Regions from separate parts of the Homo sapiens genome. Here region 2 is linked to region 1. Evidence: chromatin contacts called from ENCODE Hi-C data. All regions are on one chromosome and are shown on one strand. The core of a region is the stretch at or near the end of the contact, and the rest is flanking DNA. Distances in the headings are between cores, read along the strand shown.

The links. A loop is a pair of places that touch in the nucleus more often than their neighbours do. Pooled maps may share reads with other maps.
Region 2: a loop to region 1 is called in a pooled map, with 6 times the contacts of the local background. The contact joins the promoter of RNF167 here to the promoter of MIR22HG in region 1. A Hi-C loop is called at or near these places in 2 of 37 single-sample maps with no recorded cell type and 8 of 50 pooled maps.

The regions. Positions count from the first base shown.
Region 1 is chr17:1,713,776-1,720,596 of GRCh38, reverse strand. MIR22HG (MIR22 host gene) reads left to right here and starts at 4,387. Exons shown (of 3, transcript NR_028505.2): 1 at 4,387-4,467; 2 at 6,583-6,821. It overlaps MIR22 (microRNA 22), which reads left to right and starts at 6,610; the gene lies at 6,610-6,694. It also overlaps a transcript of WDR81 not described here. RefSeq lists an enhancer at 3,599-4,240.
Region 2 is chr17:4,938,988-4,944,351 of GRCh38, reverse strand. It overlaps RNF167 (ring finger protein 167), which reads right to left and starts at 4,084. Exons shown (of 10, transcript NM_015528.3): 1 at 3,992-4,084; 2 at 3,359-3,865; 3 at 3,195-3,275; 4 at 1,886-2,011; 5 at 1,688-1,775; 6 at 1,411-1,501; 7 at 1,068-1,173; 8 at 833-926. The coding sequence starts at 3,442. SLC25A11 (solute carrier family 25 member 11) reads left to right here and starts at 4,306. Exons shown (of 8, transcript NM_003562.5): 1 at 4,306-4,536; 2 at 5,140-5,292. The coding sequence starts at 4,442. RefSeq lists enhancers at 1-140, 3,177-3,306, 4,187-4,256, 4,973-5,364 and silencers at 3,640-3,834, 4,397-4,466.

The sequences.
Region 1 (6,821 bases), core at 3,138-5,637:
CCATGTTGGCCAGGCTGGTCTCAAATTCCTGACCTCAGATGATCCGCCCGCCTCCGCCTCCCAAAGTGCTGGAATTACAGGCGTGAGCCACCATGCCCGGCCCTTTAGGGCATAATTCTAATTCAGGAGTCTGGAGTGAGATACAGCTATCTAAATGTTTAACAAGTACGCGAGGTAATTCTGATGCAGCAACCTTCAGGCTATGTCTTGAGAAGTAACGTCTGTAACAGCTCTCTTCCGGAATTTCCCTCTCACTGCCCCCAGTAAGCGTGTTCCCTGAATCCCAATGCAAGCACCTTTGGGCTCTGGGGAATCTCAGACCAAATTAGCCGCTCCCCTTGGCCAGCCTCAGTATTGGGTTTCCGGGAGGTCATGTCTTGGATAGTCAGGGACAGAGGCTGCAGCTGCCCCACCAGTCAGCCCATGTTGAGCGGGGTCAGCTCTTGCTAATCCGGCAGGGAGAAAAGTAGTGCACCAGCTGCGGACCAGTGTGGCAGGTACTATGCTAGGTGTTTTCTAATTAAATCTACGCTAGGTGTTTTCTAATTAAATCTACGCTAGGTGTTTTCTAATTAAATCTATGCTAGGTGTTTTCTAATTAAATTTGTTTTTCGTTTTTTTCTGAGATGGAGTCACATTCTGTCACCTAGGCTGGAGTGCAGTGGCGCCATCTTGGCTCACTGCAACCTCTGCCTCGGCCTCCTGAGTAGCTGGGACCACAGATACCACCACACCTGGCTAATGTTTTGTATTTTGGGTAGAGCTAGAGTTTCATCATGTTGCCCAGGCTGGTCTCGAACTCCTGAGCTCAAGCAATCTGCCTGCCTCAGCCTCCCAAAGTGCTACAATTACAGGTGTGAGCCACCTCGCCAGGCCATTTTTTAATTTTTTTTTTTTTTAAAGAGGGTCTTGCCACGTTGCCCAGGCTGGTCTTGAACTCTTGGGCTCAAAGTGATCCACCTGCTTCGGCCTCCCAAAGTGCTGGGATTACAGGTATGAGCCACTGTGCCTGGCCACATTTTTAATTTTTTTTTTTTTTTCTTTTTTTGAGACGGAGTCTTGCTCTGTCACCCAGGCTGGAGTGCAGTGGCCCAATCTTGGCTCACTGCAAAGCTCCGCCTCCTGGGTTCACGCCACTCTCCTGCCTCAGCCTCCCAAGTAGCTGGGCACTACAGGCGCCCGCCACCACGCCCGGCTAATTGTTTGTATGTTTATTAGAGACGGGGTTTCACAGTGTTAGCCAGGATGTTCTCCATCTCCTGACCTCGTGATCCGCCTGCCTCAGCCTCCCAAAGTGCTGGGATTACAGGCATGAGCCACCGCGCCCGGGCACATTTTTAACTTTTAAAATATTTTTAAATGTTGAAATCCCTACAACAAGGCTTGAATTCCTTATTCACCGTATGTTGTAGATGAGGGGAAATTATCGGTAACAAGTTCACAGCTAGTAAGAGCTGGAATTTGAATCTAAGTGTGCCTAACACAGTAGTTCTCAGTTGGAGGAGATTTTGGCCCCTAGGAGACATTTGGTAACGTCTGGAGATACTTTTGGTTGTCAAAACTGGGAGCTGGGGGTGGGTGGGTGTTGCCACTGACATCTAGGACAGAGGCCAGGGACCACGTGGATGTCCTATTGTGCACCCGGTAGCCCTCCCACAAGAAATTATTCTACTTAAAATGCCAGTGGGTGCTGAGGTGGCGAAACCCTGGACTCGAAGCCTGTGCTTTTGACCTAGGGGGTGGGGTCAGTGTTCAGAACAAAATGGAAAAGGGTCACCCCAAGGGCCGTGAGTGGGAAAGGGATGGGATTTCTATGCTCAGGATAATGGAGAATAGGGGCCACTGGTGAGGCTTCACTTCCTTCCATGCTTGGCCAGGGCCCTGCTCAATTTCTCCACGCCTTGCCAAGTCAGTCCTAGGACTTCACACTAAGCTTGTCCTGGAGTGACCCTGACTCCCAACTCAGGATCGAGGCAAAATATTTACCTGGGTCTTCCCAGCACTTCCCAGCCAAAGACGCTGGCTTCTGGGGCCAACGTGTCCCACCTGCAGTCCTTGAGCAATTAGGACCCTTGCTATGGGGGGTGGCCATGTGGGCAGGGCACCGCCAAAAGCCAAAAATGGAGCGGCCCAGGGACCAGGTGGCAGCTGAGAACAGTTAGAAGTGGAGTGAATGCGGCCGGGCGCGGTGGCTCACACGCCTATAATCCTAGCACTTTGGGAGACCGAGGCGGGTGGATCACCTGAGGTGAGGAGTTCGAGACCAGCCTGGCCCACATGGCAAAACACCATCTCTACTAAAAATACAAAAATTAGCTGGGAGTGGTAGCGCACGCCTGTAATCCCAGCTACTCAGGAGGCTGAAGGAGGAGAATCGCTTGAACCCGGGAGGTGGAGGTTGCAGTGAGCCGAGATCGCGCCACTGCACTCCAGCCTGGGCAACAGAGCGAGACTCTGTCTCAAAAACAGAAAAAAAAAAAATAAATAAGGAGGTGGAGTAAATGGGCAAAAGCAGGAGGATCCCATCAGCAGACACCTGTCCATGGAGGAATAGGGCAACTTGAGTAGGAAGTAGGGGGCGGCTGGCCTGAGAAGCAGCGTTCTGAACCCCAAGTTTGCTTCCCATAGCCATTCCTCCTCCCCAGGCTTGGTCCTCGGGTTCACTGTACCCTCCCCAGCGCCAGCCACCATTCTGGACCTCCCCAGTACTGGCCTTCCCCTAGACCAGGGAGGGTCTAGACCACAGAGTCTGAATTTACTGTGCTAACAGGAAATACCTCTCTTTCCAAGCCCAGAGCCTCTGAAGAACTAAGGAGCAGAGCGGGGTTGGGGTTGGGGGAGACAGTCTTGGAGTGATGGGGGAAAAGAAAGATCATACAATCACATCCCCCACGTTCTTTCCTTCACCACCCATGGGAGTGGATAAGGGGATGGAGGAGGGTAAGCAAGGAGGAGGATGTGGTAACAGCTGATTCGTCCCCAGAGGTCACACTTTCCAACAATCAGCTGTTACTGGGGCGCAAGGCAGGAAGTTTCCTTAAAGGCGCAATGTCCTGAACGCAGGCTCAGAATTTTGGAGCTCCAAGTGAACCTTATCAATTACCTGATGGAGTGCGTATTTAACAGAAGGAAGGATCTCACCCTCCAGCCTCATCATTCCTGCTTAGTTACCCTCAGCCCCTATTTGGAGCTGAAGGAAAAGGCATGGATTTCAGTCCACATGTTCCTCTTTGGGGGACTTGCGGGGATTGATAAGGTAGGGCAGGTCTCCGGCTTGCCCCTTTAAAAACGCCGACCAGCAGCTTTTGCCAAGTCACTGGGTTCATTTCACTTTTTGCCCATCCCCCGCTCATCTAGACTCTGATTGGCCCCTGGGGAAGGAGCAGCCTGCTCATTGGTCTCCACCTTCGAATCTCTTCCCTAAGTAGGCCTGAGTCAGTGAAGAGCTTTGGAGGGCGGGACTGAATGGGGGTTAATCAGAGGATGCGATTGCTGACCCTTTGCACTTTGGCATGGCCCATCCCCTAATTTCTGACCAGAAGCCCTCCCTCTACCCTAAGGTGAGGACTGTGCTATGAATCTTTTGTTAGAAAGCTACCTCTTGGGAGGCTCTGGGGGCTCTTCTGGGACTGGGAAGAGACATCCAAGAAAAAAAGCCTCCTGTGGTTAGGAAGAGCCCCCAGGAGGAGTGGGCTGGGCGAGGCGAGCACCCTCCCTCCTCCAAAAACCCTGGAGAGCTCTCCAACGGCAGTCTCTGCTGCCCTGGGGGCTGACGCTCTGCCCACTCCTGCTCCTTGGTCCGCTCCACCTTTCCTTAAAGAGCTATAGCGTCCCGCAGAGGCCGGCGAGTCAGTTTGGGGAATGTCTAAAAGAAGCACTCACGACTCCAACAAGGAGGGGCTGTCGCCCTTTAAGGACTTCCCCGGGCTGGATTCCGAGCTCAGTTTAAAAATGCCAACTCACAGAGCGCGCTGGGTTCTGGGAACGACGGTGTCAGGCTGAGAACTACACGGACCAGCATGCATTGCAAACGCAGACGCCGTGGCTTTCGCCTGCTCTTTAGGACTCTCGTTTGACGTAGCGCTTTTCTAAGCGGGTCGCTGACGCGGAGGGCTGGGCCACACCTGTCCGTCTATTGGCCGGCTCCTCAGTGGGTGGGCGTGGCTTCGTGCAATTCCGCCCGGCAAAAGGGTGGCCTCCTTGCCAATCAGAGCCAGGGCGCCCGGAGAGGCGGGACCAGGGCGAGGCCCCGTCGGCCCCCGGGTGGGCGGGGCCACGTTGCCCAGCAGTGGGCGGTGATTGGCCCCGGGCCGTGCATTCGCAGCTCGTGCGTCACGACGCCGCCAGCTGATCGGAGCCTGGAGCCGGTGTGTGCTGGGTGCCGAGAAGAGACAGCGCCGCCGGCCGTGGGGAGCGGACGCAGTGATTTGCTCCCCCTCGTGCAGCAACCCCCACACCCAGCACCAGGTGGGTGTGAGCTGGCGACCCGGTCACGCAGCGGGGAGCCGCGGTAACGGGATGGAGGGTGAAAGTGGGGTCCGGGCGGCCACACCCAGCCCTTCCGGGAGGAGAAGGGGCGGCGGGGGCAGGGGCGCCTCGGGGAGAGGGGCCTGGACTGGCCGGGTTAGTGTGTCAGGAGCTACGAGGAAAGAGTCTGGGACGGGAGTCGTGGCGGAAGGGCTGGCGGAGTGGCGGGGGGCGGGGGGAGAGCCGAGGGGCCGGAGGGCCGGGGGCGGCTCACCCGGCGGCCCCCGGTCTGAGGATACAGGGGCCGGCCATCTAGCCTGGGGAGGGTCTGGACCCCCCGAGCGGGCGGCGAGGAGGTGCTTTGCCTCTGCCGGCGTTCACTGGGTCAGGGCCAGTTCAGCGCCCTGGCAGGGAAGGGGTCGCTGGGCGGGCCGGCCCCTCCTCTCGTTCTCTCCAGGGGATGTTATGTAAGGGGGGAGGGGAGAGGAGTAGGGGGCGGCGGTGCCGGGGCCTTATGCAACCCAAAGGTTAGGGTTTCACCGTGGTTGGGCGGGGGGAAGAGGGCAAGAGGAGGGCCTGGAAACTCTAACCCCCGCTCCCCAGACTAACTGGCCGTCTTGGGCCGAGAGAAGGTCACCTCTGCACCTCCCCCCAGCCTGTCCGATTGTGAGGCCCCTAGCCCAGGCCTGGCCCTGACTGCCTGGGAAGCCGGCTGGCTGGGTGGGGCGCCTGGGTTAGTCATCACTGGGCTGCCTCTCTCCCCACCTCTCGGCCAACTCTTGGCCCCTCCCCATGGCCTCCGGCGAGGCTGTCACCCCCACCTCCCTCCGGCCCTGGTTCCAGCCTCCAACTCCTTTGGCCTGTCATCCTGGCTGTCAGATTGGGCTAGGAGCTGTCAGAGTGCCAGAGGGTTGATGGAGCAGCTGGTCAGAGGGTCAGTGCCCTGGGCCCACCCCGCCCTGCAGCCAAGGGCACCTGCTTGGCACAGACTCTCAGCAGCTGCTGAGTCCTCTGGGTTGAACAGAGCTATCTCAGACAGAGGAAGGTCGGACGGAGTTGGACTGGTCACCCAGGGGAAGGAAGATACACAAAGTTCATGCCTCCCAAGAGGGTTTCGGAATTTGAACCGCACCCCGTATCCCCCAATCTTTCTTACCCTCTGAGTATAGAAATTCCAAGGCAAGACCGCCTTGGCCCCTCAGCCTGGCGTGGGCCATGCCCTTGGACTGAGTGTCAGCACGGACCCGCCCTCCCCAGCTCACATCCCCCGAGCCTGCCACGCCCCCAGCCCCCTCCCTGGGCCATGCTGCAGGGCCCGGCTTTTCCTGCTGATTCATGCGTTGGAACTGTGGGGGCGGGGCTTGGAACTTGGAACAAAGTTCAGACATGGAGGGGCCGGCAGACAGCCTGGAATTCATACCAGATGTACCCGGAATGCGCAAGCGGAATGCCTGGCATCTGAGAGTCCTGGGGAAGCTGCCCAGCCACCCTGCCCATACCTCCCTCCCCTCCAGCCTGTGGTCCCCTGCCCGCCCCTCACAGCCCCGGCCACCCTGCCGATACCTCCCTCCTCTCCAGCCTGTGGTCCCCTGTCCGCCCCTCACAGCCCCGGGGGCCTCTGCTGACCTTCTTTCAAACGCTAGGCCTCCTCCCTTCCTCACTCTTCCCCAATCCAGGCCCCCAGAACTCTCCTTCCAGCTGAACTCCCTGGGAACAAGTCAGTTGGGCTGATCACTGAACTCACATTTCTGGACCTGAGGTACCACACTTCTAGTACCTGCGTGCTGGTGGGGTGTGTCCAGGGTCCCGGGCCCCACCCTGTCTGAATGCTGAGGAGGCTGGGCCCCCAGGGGCCGCTAGGGCAGGGGAGGGTGAGAGCAGGACTGGGTTTCTCTAGACTCCAGTTCTGGAAAGAAGAGCAAGGGAAGTCTGTTTACAGCCACCTCTTGCTGCTCAGCGAGGTTAACAGCTTCCGCGGGCCCAGATCAGAGCTGCAGCCCTGCATTAGAATCTCAGAGGTCTACTGGGGCAGGACCCTGATGGCCAGCGAGTGGGTCAGCGTTGCAGCAACATGCCCTGCTCAGATCTTTCCCATTTTCCCTCCCTTTCCCTTAGGAGCCTGTTCCTCTCACGCCCTCACCTGGCTGAGCCGCAGTAGTTCTTCAGTGGCAAGCTTTATGTCCTGACCCAGCTAAAGCTGCCAGTTGAAGAACTGTTGCCCTCTGCCCCTGGCTTCGAGGAGGAGGAGGAGCTGCTTTCCCCATCATCTGGAAGGTGACAGAAATGGGCTGGGAAGGTCCGAACAGCAGGGTGGATGATACGTTTTGGGCAAGTTGGAGAGCCTTTGCCCAGAT
Region 2 (5,364 bases), core at 2,835-5,334, 3.2 Mb before region 1:
GGTTTTTGGGGAGGTGTGAGGGTGGAGATAGGGAGTGGAAGGAACGGAAATGGGCAGGGCTTCTGCCACAGCCTTATACGGGCACTGGAGGCCCCAGGGCCTAAAGCCCCAGCCCCTTGGTACCGGTTTCTTCCTTCTCTAACTGAATCCTCCCCATTCCTCCCATTTTTCTGCTCTGTCCACATCCCCTATAAGCAAAGTCTATCCCTCTATTGTTTCCCACAATTATTTCACTTAATCATCTTTGCTTTCCATCTCCTCTCCCGTCTTCGTTGTATTTATGCATAAAAACAGAAGAAAAGACAGCATCTCAAGCTGAAACCTTCCTACTGCCATCTTTATTTTTATTATTATTTTTTTGAGAAAGGGACTCCCTCTGTCGCCCAGGCTGGAGCACAGTGGTGCAATCTCAGCCCCCGACAACCTCCGCCTTCCTGGTTCAAGTGATTCTCCTGTCTCAGTCTCCCAATTAGCTGGGACTACAAGTGCACACCACCATGCCCAGCTAATTTTATTTTTTTATAGAGATGGGGTCTCACCACATTGCCCAGGCTGGCCTGAACTCCCGGGGTCAAGGGATCCACTTGCCTCAGCCTCCTAAAGTGCTGGGACTTTTCTGTTTTATCATGTCACCCAGGCTGGTCTCAAACTCCTGGGCTCAAGTGACCTGCCCACCTTGGCCTCCCAAAGTACTGGGATTAGAGGCACTTGGGATTACGTGAGCCACTGTGCCCGGCCACTGCCATCTTTGTATACCCTATCTTCTGGGCTCAAAGTCCTTCAGAACCAGGTAAACTGTGGGAAAAGCCCTCTTCTCCCCTAACCCCCTCACCCTTCTGATAGTCATGTGTAGGAATCTGTTTCAGTTGCTCTTTGGTAAGTCGATTCCGCTGGAGCCGTTTCCGGTGCTGGATACAACGAGCTATCTGGGGGAAGCGGGGGTGGATGGACAAGGCTTAGGAACAAAACTAGACAATCTAGGACAAGCCACTCCCATCTCCCAACTCCAGATCCAGTCTGGCCTCACAGGCCTCAGTGCTTCCCATCATGTTCCCTCAGCTACTCACCATTACTGCTCCCATGGCCAAAACCAGCAGTCCCACAATCCCTGTGAAAGGGATGAGGTAATAGCCCAAGGGGAAGGTATTGTCTGGAACCAGAAGCACCCGAGCCCTGGGAAAAGGATGACCAGTCTCAGCAGGGCGAGAAAGGCAAAGGGAGAAAAAAAGAGGGACAAAGTAACTGGCTCTGGACAAAGCCCATAGGTGGGGACAGGAATGGGAAGAAAGTCAAAGAGGCAGGGAAGGAAGGACAGGAGGCTGAATGGTTCGGGTAATGAGGAGGCCTGGGCTCCAGGTTGGCATGGAACTGCTTGCTGAAGGAAGAATGGGAAGGAGGCACATGTCCTACCCCTTCTCGTAGACAAAGAGGGCACGCAGGTACTCGGAGCTTCTCTCCCCAATAAATACAGACGGGATCCAGATCTGCTGCTGGATTTCCTCTGCAGGGATCAAGGTGTTACTCTGGGGACTCACAACCTTCTACTCAAATCCTCTGGGAACCCTGGCATCTTGCACTTTGGCCCCACCCCACCTAAAGGATTGGCTTCTTTTCCTGAGGCCTTCAGCCTTCCCACCATCTCTGGGTCCTACTGAAAGCCCAGCTGTATAGATTCCCCCAGCCTTACCACTATTCCACACCATGTTCAGAAGTTCATTGGAATTCACATTGTGTACTACAGCGGCACCATATCCAGCCTTCTGGGCATTTAGGACCTAGGGAGACAAGGCAGAGGACAAGGAGCCATCATGGGCCTTACCTGTCTTCATTCCTGGTGCCTTTTTTTTACCCTCAGCTGCCCAGCTCCCCTTCCTCATTCAGCAACCTTGAGGTCAAAGTTGCAGTCGAATCTTCGAAGCAGCGCAATAAAGACTGACCCATTGACCGGGGCTGGGGGTGGTGGGGCAATGGGGCTGCAGGCATTGTCTGGGTGAGCCTCCACAAGGAACCCCTGAAGGATGGAAGCAAACAACAGTGAGATTTCTCCTTTCTAGATTCTGCTCTCTACAGGGGCCACCAAACACACCAGCCCACATGCTGCACATCCTCTATCCTCACTTCCTCCTCCTTCCTGGGGTCTGAGTGAGCATCCCACCATCACAACCTTCTCTTAGCCTCTTGAAAAGGCAATGACATAAAACATCCCTTCACCAAACTCTCCCATCATCCCTCTCGCTGTCCCAGATGGGCTAATCTGTACCCTATACTGCAAGCTAATGCAATTATTTTTGCCTTCTAATATTCCAATTGTAATTCAATTCTCAAACCACCCATGTCACTTTCTCTCAAGTTCTGTTTCACAGTCCCCTCTCCAGCACATACTCATACAGACACACTCCCCTCCCTTCAGTTTTCTTTTTGTTTTTCTTTTTTTTGAGATGGAGTCTCGTTTTGTCACCCAGGCTGGAGTGCAGTGGCGCGATCTCGGCTCACTGCAACCTCCACCTTCCGGTTTCAAGTGATTCTCCTGCCTCAGCCTCCCAAGTAGTTGGGACTACATGCGTGCACCATCACGCCCAGCTAATTTTTGCCATTTTAGTAGAGATAGGGTTTCTCCATGTTGGCCAGGCTGGTCTTGAACTGGGATTACAGATGTGAGCCACCGCGCCCGGCCTCTTCAATTTTCTAATTACCCATCTCACAAACAACTCGACTGCTACTAAGGCCCAACTGAGTTCTTGCTATGTGGCAGTCTTTGGGATGAAATACTACCAAAATTGCGTATCTACTTTGATCTTCACAATAACCCTAGGAAAACTTCTAATATCCCATTTTACAGTAAAACAAACTAAGGCTCAGAGAGATTAACTTGCCCAAAGTCATATAAGCAATAACTAGCACCTGAGACCTTCCTGATAAGGACCGTTGATCCTGCCTTCTGTCTTCGTCCACTTTCAGTCTCCCTGATAACCTCGGAGTTCCAGGGGTGGACACTCTGTCTTCTCCCTCTAGATTCTGGGTTCTACACTAGACGTGCTCAGTTCCTAACTTCATTTTCCTACCTCCAGTTTCACCCAGGACAAACCTCCCCAACCCCAGCCTAGGATGGAGGATCTTGCGAAATACTAAAAAAAGAAAAAAGACAGAAAAGGAAGGAAGGGAGGGAAGGAGGAAAAGAAAAGAAAGAAAATCACCTGGAGGCCCTCCTGGCTCAAGGTAGCCCCAAACAGAGCTGGAAGGTCTGCAAAGTCCATGCTGGCATTGTGGTCCGAGGTCTGCGGACAAAAAAGGCGATGTTCCCCTTCAGCCTGCAACCCTTCCTTTCAGCGCCCTTTCCCCATCCGTCCCTCAGACTCACCGCTCGAATGAGCCCCCGGGTCGGGGCCGCTCCCCACAGCACAGCGGCCACAACCACAGGAAGCGGGAAGGCTGCAGGGTGCATGGCAGCGGGAGGAAAGAGGCTGAGGAGGCCGCGCGTCCTGGTAGCAAGGAGCAGAAGCGGAGTTCTGCGCCCTCCCTGCCCCTCCTTTAGGATCCCAGGGGTCCAACCACCCCCAGGTCCCACTTCCCAGCTACATGGGGGCGCCGGGGAAGGAACACCAACTCAAAGAATGAGATATCCAACCCGTTTAGTGGAGCTGGGTGGGAGGCACTAAATGTATCCTTTTCTGGTACGGGGATAAAACGCGGAAAGGGGACGGAGCCTAACACAGGTGACAGAAAAACTTCGGGAAGGGTGGCGGAGCTCAAGGAGGTGGGACTTCCTGCTAGGTGGGCCGTGTTCCCAGCCTCTGGAAAAGGGCTTCCGGTAGAGAAAATCAGGCCGCTTTCAGCATTGGATGCTTGAGATGAAGGACTTCCGGTCCTAAAAGGCCGGTTAAAAAAAGGTTAGCGATGGAGGGACTGCCTGTGGAGATGGAAGGGGCACTGGTGGCCCAGAAGACGACCTAATAAAAGTGCCCGGAAACCCGGAGCCTCCTAGTTTACAAACCTCTCCTCCCTCTGGCCTCCGCCGCTCCTTCAAATCTCGCGAGAGTGCTCACCACCTCTCCCGTCCCCTCGCAGCTGAATAGTTGCTGTGTCTATCGCGAGAGCGCTCCAACTTGGCGAGCCGTACTCACTCGATCTCGCGAGACCTTCAAACAAACTCTTCTCTATTTTCCCGCGATTCTAATTCGGTGAAAACAGCGCCTTTCCTCTGGTTTCCAAATCAGTTACGCCCCTTCTCGCACGCTTCCATCAAGCTCCTCCTTCAGCTCCGCCTTACTCCCGGCCGCCTTTGCGCTGCGCGCCTGCGCCCGCGCCGGCTTCCAGCGGGTGTCGGACCTGAGAGCTGGAGGGGCGTGCGCGCGCCCTCGCTCTGTTGCGCGCGCGGTGTCACCTTGGGCGCGAGCGGGGCCGCGCGCGCACGGGACCCGGAGCCGAGGGCCATTGAGTGGCGATGGCGGCGACGGCGAGTGCCGGGGCCGGCGGGATAGACGGGAAGCCCCGTACCTCCCCTAAGTCCGTCAAGTTCCTGTTTGGGGGCCTGGCCGGGTAAGCTCAGGCCCCAGGGATGGGAAAAGAGGAGGAAGGGAAGGGCAAAAGGAACCGGGCCCGGTTCATCTCTGGGTCTGTTGCAGTGAACTGTGCCGGCACGGGGTCAGCGCGATCTCCAGCGTATTGCGAGTTCCCCGATGGGCTGCTAGGGCCCCATTGCAGGACCCTTATGGACTGCATGCAGGGTCGTTGCACAACCCCCGCCGGGCCAGCTGAGTTTCCCAGCGCATTGCTAAGCTCGGCCGGGCGGCAGGGGGTTCCAGGCCATTAAATGGCTCCTGCAGGACTACCTGGAGTCCTAAATCTTGGATGCCCCTTCCTCCCCTCCCTGTGTCGGACTGCGTGCAGCCCCAGGTCACTGCTTGACTGTCATGAAGCTGCTTGGAGCACTTTCATTGCATGGCCCCTACTGGACAACTAGACTTTTCAGACCCGTTGCACTTGGTGTACATATAGACTCTTATACACATGCTCACCAGCATCCTGATTCTTGAATCGCATGGCAGGCCCTGACCTTTGTAACCTCTTGCTGCCAGGCTCCAGTGGGCACTGGTAGATCTGGAATGCCTGGCCCTTCACTCCACCTCTGTCTTCCCCCAGGATGGGAGCTACAGTTTTTGTCCAGCCCCTGGACCTGGTGAAGAACCGGATGCAGTTGAGCGGGGAAGGGGCCAAGACTCGAGAGTACAAAACCAGCTTCCATGCCCTCACCAGTATCCTGAAGGCAGAAGGCCTGAGGGGCATTTACACTGGGTATTGGGGCCTCAGGATGGAGGGTAGACTGTGGGTTGGCAGCTCTAGACCTTGGCCTGATATGCTGACCCC